2 separate regions of the Homo sapiens genome follow, and region 2 is linked to region 1. The links are chromatin loops, found by intact Hi-C in ENCODE. Cell type or tissue: GM12878. All regions are shown on one strand. Each heading gives the region's core, and the rest is flanking DNA. Links, peaks and the distances in the headings are about the cores only. Region 1 overlaps LINC02945 (long intergenic non-protein coding RNA 2945). Region 2 overlaps LINC02945 (long intergenic non-protein coding RNA 2945).

Region 1 (5,387 bases), core at 144-5,143:
AATGTCCTGTTCCATCCATGTTGCTGAAAATGACAGGATCTTATTCTTTTTAATGGCTGAATAGTGCCCCATTGTGGATATGTACAACATTTCCTTTATCCATTTGTCTGTTGGTGGATACTTAGGTTGCTTCCAAATCTTGGCTATTGGCAATTTCCGTATGTTGAACCAGCCTTACATCCCTGGGATAAATCCTATTTGGGCATGATGAATGATCTTTTTAATGTGTTGTTGAATTTGGTTTGCTAGTATTTTGTTGAGGATTTTTACATCAATGTTCATCTGGGATATTGGCCTGTAGTTTGCTTTTTTTTTGTTTTTTTTGATGTGTCTTTGTCCGGTTTTGCTATCAGGGTAATATTGGCTGTGTAGAATGAGTTTGGAAGTATTCCTTCCTCCTCTATTTTTTGGAATAATTTGAATACAAGTCGTATTAGTTCTTCTTTAAATGTGTGGTAAAATTCAGCAGTGAAGCCATCAGGCCCAGGCTTTTCTTTGCTGGGATATTCTTTATTATGGCTTTGATCTCATTACTTATTAGTGGCTAATTCAGGTTTTGAATTTCTTTATGGTTTAGTCTTGATAGGTTGTATGTATCCAGGAATTTATCCATTTCTTCTAGGTTTTACAGTTTATGAGTAACTAGTATATACTATGATCGATGATCATAGCAGCCACTAATGATCCTTGGAATTTCTGTGGTATCAGTTGTAGTTTCTCATTTTTTCATCTCTGATTTTATTTATTTGGGTCATCTCTCTTTTTTTCCTGGTCTGTCTAAAGGTTTGTTGATTTTTTTTTATTTTTTCAAAAAACCAACTATTTGTTTCGTTGATCTTTTGTTTTTTTGCCTCAATTTCATTTATTTCTGCTCTGATATTTATTTCTTTGACTAATTTTGGGTGTGCCCTGCCTGCCTGCCTGCCTGCCTGCCTGCCTGCCTGCCTGCCTGCCTGCCTCCCTGCCTCCCTCCCTCCCTCCCTCCCTCCCTCTGTCTTTCTCTCCTTCCGTCTTTCCCTCCCTCTTTCCTTCTTTCCTTTTCAATAAAGGTGATTTTCTCTGGTGGTATGTTTGATTTCTTGATTTTTATTTTTTGTGTATCTGATGTATGTTTTTTTTTATTTGAGGTTACCATGAGGCTAGCAAATGATATCTTATGACTCATTATTTTTAAGCTGGTGACAACACTAATTGCAAAAACAAACAAGCAAACAAAAAACTAATAAAAACTCTACATTTAACTTCATGTTCCTGCTTTTTAATATTTTGTTATTTCTATTTATATATTATTATGCTGTCTATGTCTTGAAAAGCTGTCATAGTTATTATTTTCGATTGGTTCATCTTTTAGTCTTTCTACTCAAGATAAGATTAGTTTACACACCACAATTACAGTGTTATAATATTCTGTGTTTGTCTGTGTACCTACTATTGCCAATGAGTTTTGTACCTTCAGATTATTTCTTATTGCTAATTAATATCCTTTTCTTTTGGATTAAAGAACTCCCTTTGGCATTTCTTGTTGGACAGGTCTGGTGTTGATGGAATCTCTCAGTTTCTCTTTATCTAGGAAAGGCTTTATTTCTCCTTCATGTTTGAAAGATATTTTCACTGGATATACTGTTCAAGGTAAATGTTTTTTTCCTTCAGCATTTTAAATATGCCAGGCTGTGACTAGAAATGTTTTCCAGGAGCTAAGACCTGGAATGGGGGCCTCAAAGCTTTGCCTGGTGCCCCATGTAAGTGTTGCTGAGCTGGTATGCAAGTTGCAAGACAAAGTTCTCTTAACTCTCTCCTCTCTCTCCAGGAGCTGTGAGCTTCATTACCTGTGGTTGGGGGAGGGGTGACAAAAGCACTCCCTTGGCCCCCTTGGCTAGTGTCTCACTAGTTCACATGCTCCCAAGTACACTGTCTCTGAGCCTGGCACAGCCCCAAGACTTGCCCAGGAATTGCAGTCCTTGTGGCCTAAACTGCCTTTCAAGTTTATTTAGAACTCAGAGCACTTTAGCTCCAAGGTGGTGGGGCTAGCTGGAGCTCAGGTTCCGACTACTGGGCTGGACAATTCCCCTCTGGCTAGGGCTGGTCTAAATGCTCCCTCTGTGGGTGCTGGCTGATTTCTGGCTCCTGTTGCTTTCCACTGTGACAGGGCTGCGCTGAGTTTTAATGCAAAGTCCCATGATCACTGTGCTGTCCCTCCCCCAAATGCACAGATTCTCTCTCTGCATTACACAGCTGCCAGGGATGGTGGAGGGATGTTGTAAGTGATTCAAGATTGTCTTTCCTACCTCTTCAGTGCCTCTTTCCTTGATATCATGTTAAACCAGTTACTGTGATCACTCACCTGATTTTTGGTGATATAAAAGTACTTTCTTGTGTGGATAGTTGTTCAATTTCATGTTCCTGCGAGGGTGGGGGACAGTGGTGGGCAATTGCTGGAGGCTTCTGTTCAGCATCTTGCTCTGCCTCCCAGATATGTGCATATTTTGGGAGAAAGGGTTTGCTTTTATTAGAATTGCAAAGGTTTTTGTGAACATAGAGTAAAAAAAATCACATTTAAAAAATATTCAAAATTTTTATTAATTCAATAAATATCTGTGAGAACATAATATGGGACAGACACAGTTTTGAGGCTGGGGTACAACTGTGGAATCAGGTAAAGATTCTTCTTCATCGACCTTATATCCTGATAAGAGTAATATTTCACAAGAAATGTCATGGACATCAGTTAGAGAAAACACAATGAAGCCAAAATACTCAGATTCTAATTTCAGAGATACATGTTACCCAAGAATATACAATGGAAAAGTCAGTCTTGGGGTTCTTATTTATGTAGTGTGGAATATCTGAACGGTGGATCACTTTACACTGGATTTCTCACACATTGTAGACATAACTATGGTGTCTTGAATGATTTGGTTTCCTTATTCTAAATGGTCTTCCAGCTTTGAGAGTCTTTGATACTCTGAGATAATGATAATGCATGTTGGTACAAGGCAGTCCTAGTGTGATTGGGGCCTGATCCTTCAAGAAAGCCCCTTCTCCATTGAGTTCTATTATTTGCTCTCTTCTTTGGCTAGAGTTCTGCTAGTCTAGGTCATCATTAGCTGCCACTGGATGGAGCTATAGCATCAGGCAAATAATCTTTTTATTGATTCCAGCAGTAATTTCCCTGACATTTAGCCCTCAATTTTCTTAGCTATAATAAGTAAAGATTGTTCAGTTCCTGCAATTTTGGGGTTGTAGTATTTTATTACTCACTTGGCTGTATTCCCTGAGTTCTTTTATAGATTCTTAAGATGTATTTTTTAAAGTTAGGTATGTTAATTTTGTTTTGGCAATTTTATGACACCCTGAAATAAAAAAATCCTGGAGTGTTGCAAACCAATACTGGTAATTACTGGAGTAGGTATATTAAATGCTGCTGACATGTGTTTTCTGCAACCTTAATAAGTAATGACATGACTTAAACTTACCTTACACTGGGTGACCATTCAGTGGTTTCCTGTTGTCTTGAGATAAATTGCAGAAATTGTAAATTGAAATATTTCTCAGGTTTCATCAGTTTCTATATACTGAAAACTATATCCAGAAAAATTAGTGTTACGTTCAATATCATATCAGAAAACTTAATTTTTTTTGAAGTTTTATCTATCTTCTATTATCTGCCTTTCTATTCATAATCTATTTTACTACTATACTATATAATCACTCTCTACTAATAGAAAATATTTTATGAAAAAATATTATCTCTCAAATCACCTACTAAATTATTACTTTTTGAATGGCCAATATTGATCTAGAATCAGACTCTTAACCAAAGGCTAATATAACACTAAGACCTATGCATGGTGAATTGTCATTATTATTTCATTTATGCCATCAGTAATGAAAGACTTGAGCCATTTAAATATAACCTTTCTTACCTGTATTGTTGTCCTCTGTAGGTTCATTGCTCTTCTCCATAAGCAAGAACGATGTCTCAGATCGGATGTACCCTTAAAGATTGACTAGCCAATAGAAATGCATATTTTTATATTCATCTGGTTGAACTGAACTGTAAATTCTGTGATCTTGTATTAGAAATGATTACTGCCATTCTATAAAGACCTTTTAAAATGTTGTTTCTAGGCATCCTTTACTTCTCGTTTAATAAATTAGTGATGAATTTCTAATAAAACAGTTCAATTAAAACATTTACACCTTTATATATAATGTTTATTACTTTGTGATTTAAAGACTTATAAAATAACAAAATCAGTTTCATGGAACAAGGCAGACAAGTCCACTACTTCTTCAAGTTGCTCATTTTTCTAGTTGCTTGCTTTTATTATAGGAGATGAAAAGAAACTTCCTGGGTTAAACATTGCTAAGGCACATTAATAATAATGAAACAGAAAATTCCAATTTTAAAAGCACAATAAGAAAATTTAAAAGATGTATCTAAACTATATGTTTGGCTATAATATTAGTTCCCTGGATCGTAGGGTAAAATAAAAACACATCTGCCCAACTGACTAATTCCCTTTTGACTGATTTACTCTTTAGATGCCACAGGTAACATTTGTTGAAAAGACAGTAGAGTATATGGGCAGAACCTGGGTTTTTTGTTGGACATGCCTGACACTGAACTCTAACTCCACCTCTTACTTAATTACTCTAACACTAGACAAGAAAGATCTGAAAAATCTGGAATACCAGCCCAAGAAATTTGTAGTTAACAGGAAATGCCTAAGTAGGAATCACTGATAGATTCTTGAGACAAGATGTCATATGATTAGAATATGTTTCTGTTTGTTCCTCCTTCAGGGATTAAAGCAGAAGCATTTGACTGGCTGGGAACAAGTCATAGGTCCATGTCCAGGCTGCCACAGGGCAGAGAAACCAGTGATTTATTTCCTTTTGCTCTTATAATAAACGGTGAGGACTCTACATCTAGCCAATAATACGTATCTTGGGGAACTACCTTGAAGATAAAAGAGGTTTGTATGCTGGCCATTAAAATGATGAATTAGTTTTTACTTCCTTATGTTCAGGTTCTGTGGCTGATTCATTACGCTCCTGTCACATTGTCCAGCATATGTGATCATTTACATACATTCATTCACTCTGTCATTAATTAATTTATTCATTCATAACTGAATGCCTGATCTATATATACCAAGCGCAGAAGCACAATTCACAGCTCTCAGGGAGCTTAATTTTATTTTGGAGAAATAGATGACAAACAAATGAACACAAAACAAAATAATTTTAGAGAGATATAAATAAGAGAATAATGCAATAGGTAGAGATAGAGAGTGATGGGGAGGTGGTCAGAGAATGCCTTTCTTATGTGTGTTTTTAACTAAAAAATTTAAACAATATTTATTGAACCAATGCATGGGCTG
Region 2 (5,387 bases), core at 155-5,154, 120 kb after region 1:
TAATGCCCTCTCAGAAGCTAGGTGTATTAGTCAGGGTTCTCCAGAGAAACAGAACCAATAGGCTGTATATGTATAAAATGTACACATATATACATACATATCTATATGCCCATATATAGATTTTTACATATATGGATATATATACGTATCTATACAGGTATCTATCTATATTGAAATAAATATTTTAGGGAGTTGGCTTATGTGATTGTGGAAGCTGGACAGTCCAAAGTGTATAAAGTAGGCAAGCAAGCCAGAAGCTCAGGGAAAAGTTGATACCGCAGTTTGAATCCAAAGGCAGTCTACTGACAGAGTTCCCTTTTTCTCAGGTGACATCAGTTTTTTTCTGAAAACCTTTAGCTGATTGGATGAGACCCACCACATTATGGAGGGTAATTTGCTTTACTCAAAGTCAGCTGATTTAAATTGCTTCACAGCCATATCCAGATGTGTTTGATCAAGTATGTGGGTCTCTGGCCTAGCCAAGTTGACCCATAAAAATAACCATTACCCTAGACCAGGTACTACTCCTTCCTTCTTTTTTTTTTTTTTTTTTTTCAAGACGGAGTCTCACTCTGTCACCCAGGCTGGAGTGCAATGGTGCGGTCTCGGCTCACTGCAACCTCTGCCTCCTGGGTTCAAGCGATTCTCCCGCCTCAGCCTCCTGAGTAGTTGGGACTATAGGTGCGTGCCATCACACCTGGCTAATTTTTGTATTTTTAGTAGAGATGGGGTTTCACTATGTTGGCCAGGCTGGTCTCAAACTCCTGAACTCGTGATCCTCCTGACCTCATGATCCACCTGCCTCAGACTCCCAAAGTGCTGGGATTACAGGCGTGAGCCACTGTGCCTGGTCTACTCCTTCCTTTAAGTAGTTACTAACCTGAGTGAGCCATGCAGACAAGGCCCAGGTTTAATCCAAAACTTCAGTAGCTTTCTCCTAAATATGAACAACTAGATCTTACATTTCCCAGGGGAAACAAGCAAGGTTTAGTTTTCCCTCATATCCTCCCTATTATTGCTAACAGTAGACACTCTCCATTCTTCAACCAGGAAGTCACTTTCCTAAAAGTCTTCACAGTTCTTGGTTGCCCACCAGGATTTAATAACATGATCTCACAGCTTTTCTAAAGATGTGATGAGTCAAAATAGAATGAAATTTTATCTTGTAGCTCAGCAGCTACAGAGAAACAAATTGGCATGGCAACCAAAATTTAATGACGGCCTTTAGGGACATCATATAATGATTTAGCCTTGGTTGAGCTTCGTAGCCTCTCAAAACTGGTCCACTTATGTACAAAGTTGGAATTTGGTCATGTCTTCTTGATGATGCAACAACTTAGCTAGTTAGATGAGAAACATCCCCCTTCCAGTTAAAGAAATCAGGGCCACCACATGGGTATTGCATTCAGATACTTTCTCTCAAATTAGTTGAATAGTAGACGTCAAATGTGCAGAATAAAATAGGTAACGTTTGTTAAATGCTTAACACATGCCACACTTAGTTCCAAGTGCCTTACATGAATTAGGTATTTTAATTCTTACAGAACACTAATAGTAAGATCCAATTATCCCCATTATATAGATGGGGCATCTGGAGGAAAGGAAAGCCCTGTAGATCTCTGAAGGCCATACAGCTAGTTAGTGACAGAGCAAGGACTCACATCTAAAGAGCTTGGCTTTAGAGTCTGCTCTAAACCACAGCACTGTCCTGGGTGCTGAATAAAAGAAGCGACTTATAGTATGCTCAGAGAAGAGCTCTCAGACTGCCAGGTCTGGAGTCATGGAGCCATGTTACTGGAGAGTAAACAGTGGCTGGCATTTTAAAAAAAGAATATATTGGAGTGAACAAGCCCCAGAAGGTATCTACCAAAAATAATTGCACTAGAAATGAACACTGATCAACTTTGTAAGTAGAGAACTGGTTTATGGTCCTCATATTAAAAACCAGCTTTTTGGTGTTCTCACATGGTATGAAAAGAACCGAAGTACAGAGAAGAGGTTTTTTGTTTTTTTTTAAAAAAAAAAAACATGGGCAGTGCAAAGAGACAAGGGAACCTGAATGCACCAGAGTAGAGGCCACATTTTTGCTGAGAATTTTTACCCATTTTTATGGAGGAGCTAATTTGAAATTTATATTTGAGCCTTACTGTACCTGTATTATAGTTTTAGTATATACATATTATTACACTCAAATTATGTATGTAATTGTATATATTCATAGATCTCATTCAATATCATAGTTTGAGTGATTACTCAATAATTCCCTTTATTTTCTTTCTGAAACCTGAATTAAAGAATAGTTTGAGCTATTGTGCCTTGAGCTGCTCATCTGGATTGAGCAGACTCTGCCTTGATTATCAGGGTCATGATGCAGATGCTGATTGTGGTTGGTTTGCCAAGCTTCACCTTTCTCATGATAACGCCGGGGTGTGCTGGCTGAAGTCGGTGTTCTTCACAGAAATTTCGCTGTGGTTGTCTTCCCTCTGATTAATGCAGTAAGTGGCCTCCACAGGGCCTAGCTCATGGACATTGTGTCTCTCTCTGTTTTGATAGAAATATAAATTTGAGTGCTCTTGAAAAAAAATCCTGATATCTGAAGTATGAGGAGGGGTGATTAGAAGGAGGAGCAACAGCAAGAGCTGTTGAGCTGTTTGAATACATTGGCAGAAAAGATTAAAAAAGAAAACTTATCTGCAATACCGATTATGTGGATAAGTCTTCAGAATGATTTAGACACGTTGGAGTGATCAGGCCGTCACGAGCTTGGCTGTGGTTATAAGATGCTCACTCTTCTTTTTTTACATTCCTGGCTGAGGTTCAAAATTTAGAGAGGTGGCAGGCTGAGGCCCCACGCAGCTGTCAGCATCTCTGTGGGCAGCTGAGACGGCACAGGGCCCACACATGGTCATGAGTGAGGCATGGACCCTCCTTTTCACAGGCGGGCTCTGGATAAAATGCGGGCAAGGATGGCCTTGAGACTGTGGCAAGAGGCTGTGTGGAGGGAGTGGCTTGACTTCCACCTAGTGGCAACTGCAAATGGGGCAGCCACTCTTGCCAGGTTAGAAACATTTAAGACTAACAACCTTTCCAAATATGGGGCTCAGAATTTTCCTAACTCTTTCCCTTGGGAACAGGCCAATTCTGACTGCTACCAAATCAAACCAAACAAAAGATAAGCAAAGCAAACCAAACCAAACTTTTTGGGTGCACTTTCAGAGAGAAATTTCTAATTTCAAAGGAATTATCATTTTATATAGGTATAGAGAGATTCAAAAGTTATAAGCTGTGGTTAAATGTTCTTAAGCAATGGAAAAATAAAAACTTTAATAGTAAAGTTAATTTAAATTAATCTTAAAAGGTAAAACTTCATGTTTTTCAATAATTAGGAAAAGGAAATTATATGGCTAAATATATCTCTGCTCTTGAAATACTGTTTTATTTAACAGAGTACAATAATGCTAACTCTAGATTTTTTCCCCATTTTAAAAACACTTACATTTATGTACTTACTACTTCACTTTGAAAAGTAAGAAAAATTAAAGTATTGATTTATGAAAACTCTTCCCTATCTTTCATTATTTTTTTTTCTGAGGATTAATATGTAAAATATACTGTTTTGCAATAATTAATGACAATTTAGAATATTTTTATTTCATAGACGGTTTTCAACATTCTTTTTTCTGATGTAGAAATTCCATCTTTTATTTTTCCTTTTGCTCATTTCTTAGCAACCACTTTAATATCCTGAAAACTTGGCTTCCATTATATAATTTAATTGTCTAATTCTTAATATAATGATCCAGTATGTCATTAAAATACAGTAACATTATTAATGTTGATTAAATTTTGTGTGTCTAAAATTCTATTTTGTTATTGTTGATATCAATAAAAATTCCATAAAAATAAAAGTAAGAAATATTTCTAGTATAAGGTGTATTATGAGCATAAGAAGAATATAGACTATAAAAATTAAATTCAATTTTTTAGAATATATGTCAATATGATTGTGTAAGCATAGTGTATGGTTTTTTTTAAAGTGATGTTTTAAAGGCAGAGAAGCAGGACTGAAGATCAGCTTTGGGTCAGACAGATAGCTGTTGGACAGATCACACGCAACTTAGCTTTGGCTTTATTTTCTGGAAAATAGATATAACAAAATACATATACATAATATTTGTCATGATGATAAACTAACTAATGTTTGTGAAGCACATAGTATAATGCTGAGAAAATAGCACTCAAAAAGGGTGATAGCAAATATATATATATACCTACTGTGTTTCCACAAAAATTAAAAATACAAAAAAACTTTTAAAAGGGTGATAGCTTTTGTCATGATGTTGTAATAGTATTATATTCTTTTAATATTTACTTCTCAGATAACCAATAATTCTGAGTTTTATACCAAAGGGGAGCATATTGTTTATAAGTAGTAGTATAATAAGCTTTTTAATATATTTAGATTTGTATTCAGGCACTCCTATGTAGTCATGGTTTTATAGACAAAAAGACTATGACTTTTCTATTTTGTGTTTTTCTTTTCCTGCTTCTTTACTTTGGAATTTTACTCATAAGAAAGGTGAATTTTTCTCAAGAGGAATAAAGAAATATTTATGATATGTGCTGTGGTTTGAATGTGTACCCAAAGTTCATGTGTTGGAAACTTAATCCCCAAGGCAACAGTATTGAGAGGTGGAGCCTTTAAGAGGTGATTAGGTCATAAGGGCTCTCCCTTGTGAATGGATTAGAGTGGGTTAGTTATCTCAGGAGGGGGTTCCTGATAAAAGGTTGAGTTTGGCCCACTTCTTCTCCCTCCCCTTTCTCTCCCTCTCTTTCTCTCACACACAAACTCCATTGCCCTTCTGCCTTTCACCGTAAGATGATGAAGCAAGAAGACCCTTGCCAGATGTGGCAACTTGACCTTGAACTTCCCAGCCTCTGGAAATATAAGAAATAAATTTCTTTTCTCTATAAATTACCCAGTCTGTGGTATTCTGATAGAGGTGCATGGAACAGACTAAGACAACATGCATGGACCAAATTCCATTATTTTACTCTGGTCAGGTCTGGATAAATAATAGTGCCAAATCAAGTAGCTGAACATTGTATAACTGATTAAATCTTTAAAATTACTCTATAAAGTGTACAAAAATCATTTATGGTTTCATTACCAATTATGAAAAATTATTTCCTTCCCTCAATTTAAATATTCAGTGACTAAATTAAATTTAATAAAACAAAATCCTCAAGTTTTTTATTGAGAAAGGATGTTTTAGGTTAGTGAAATTACAATTTATATAATTATTTCCACTGAAAAGCCTTATTGTCTTCCTCTTTTTATTGCCTTATAATTTTTTATATGTCTTAGTTTATTTAAATGCTATTGA

The links. A loop is a pair of places that touch in the nucleus more often than their neighbours do. Peaks named below come from ENCODE experiments on the same cell type or tissue, not always from the same donor. Only the 100,000 strongest peaks of a DNase experiment are listed, where the experiment ranks them.
Region 2: a loop joins it to region 1, with 8 times the contacts of the local background. A loop is called at or near these places in 6 of 110 quality-filtered maps.

Annotation. Positions count from the first base shown.
Region 1 is chr4:112,058,134-112,063,520 of GRCh38, reverse strand. All of the region lies in intron 1 of LINC02945 (long intergenic non-protein coding RNA 2945), which reads left to right. Among named protein-coding and RNA genes, the nearest start is that of LINC02945, 51 kb to the left of the region's middle. RefSeq lists a silencer at 2,386-2,599. In GM12878, for the core only: a CTCF peak has its summit at 3,111 (motif pointing right); no DNase peak of the experiment used is centred there.
Region 2 is chr4:111,941,538-111,946,924 of GRCh38, reverse strand. The region is part of intron 1 of LINC02945 (long intergenic non-protein coding RNA 2945); the gene reads left to right. Among named protein-coding and RNA genes, the nearest start is that of LINC02945, 170 kb to the left of the region's middle. In GM12878, for the core only: a CTCF peak has its summit at 3,019 (motif pointing left); no DNase peak of the experiment used is centred there; H3K27me3 peaks cover 183 bases.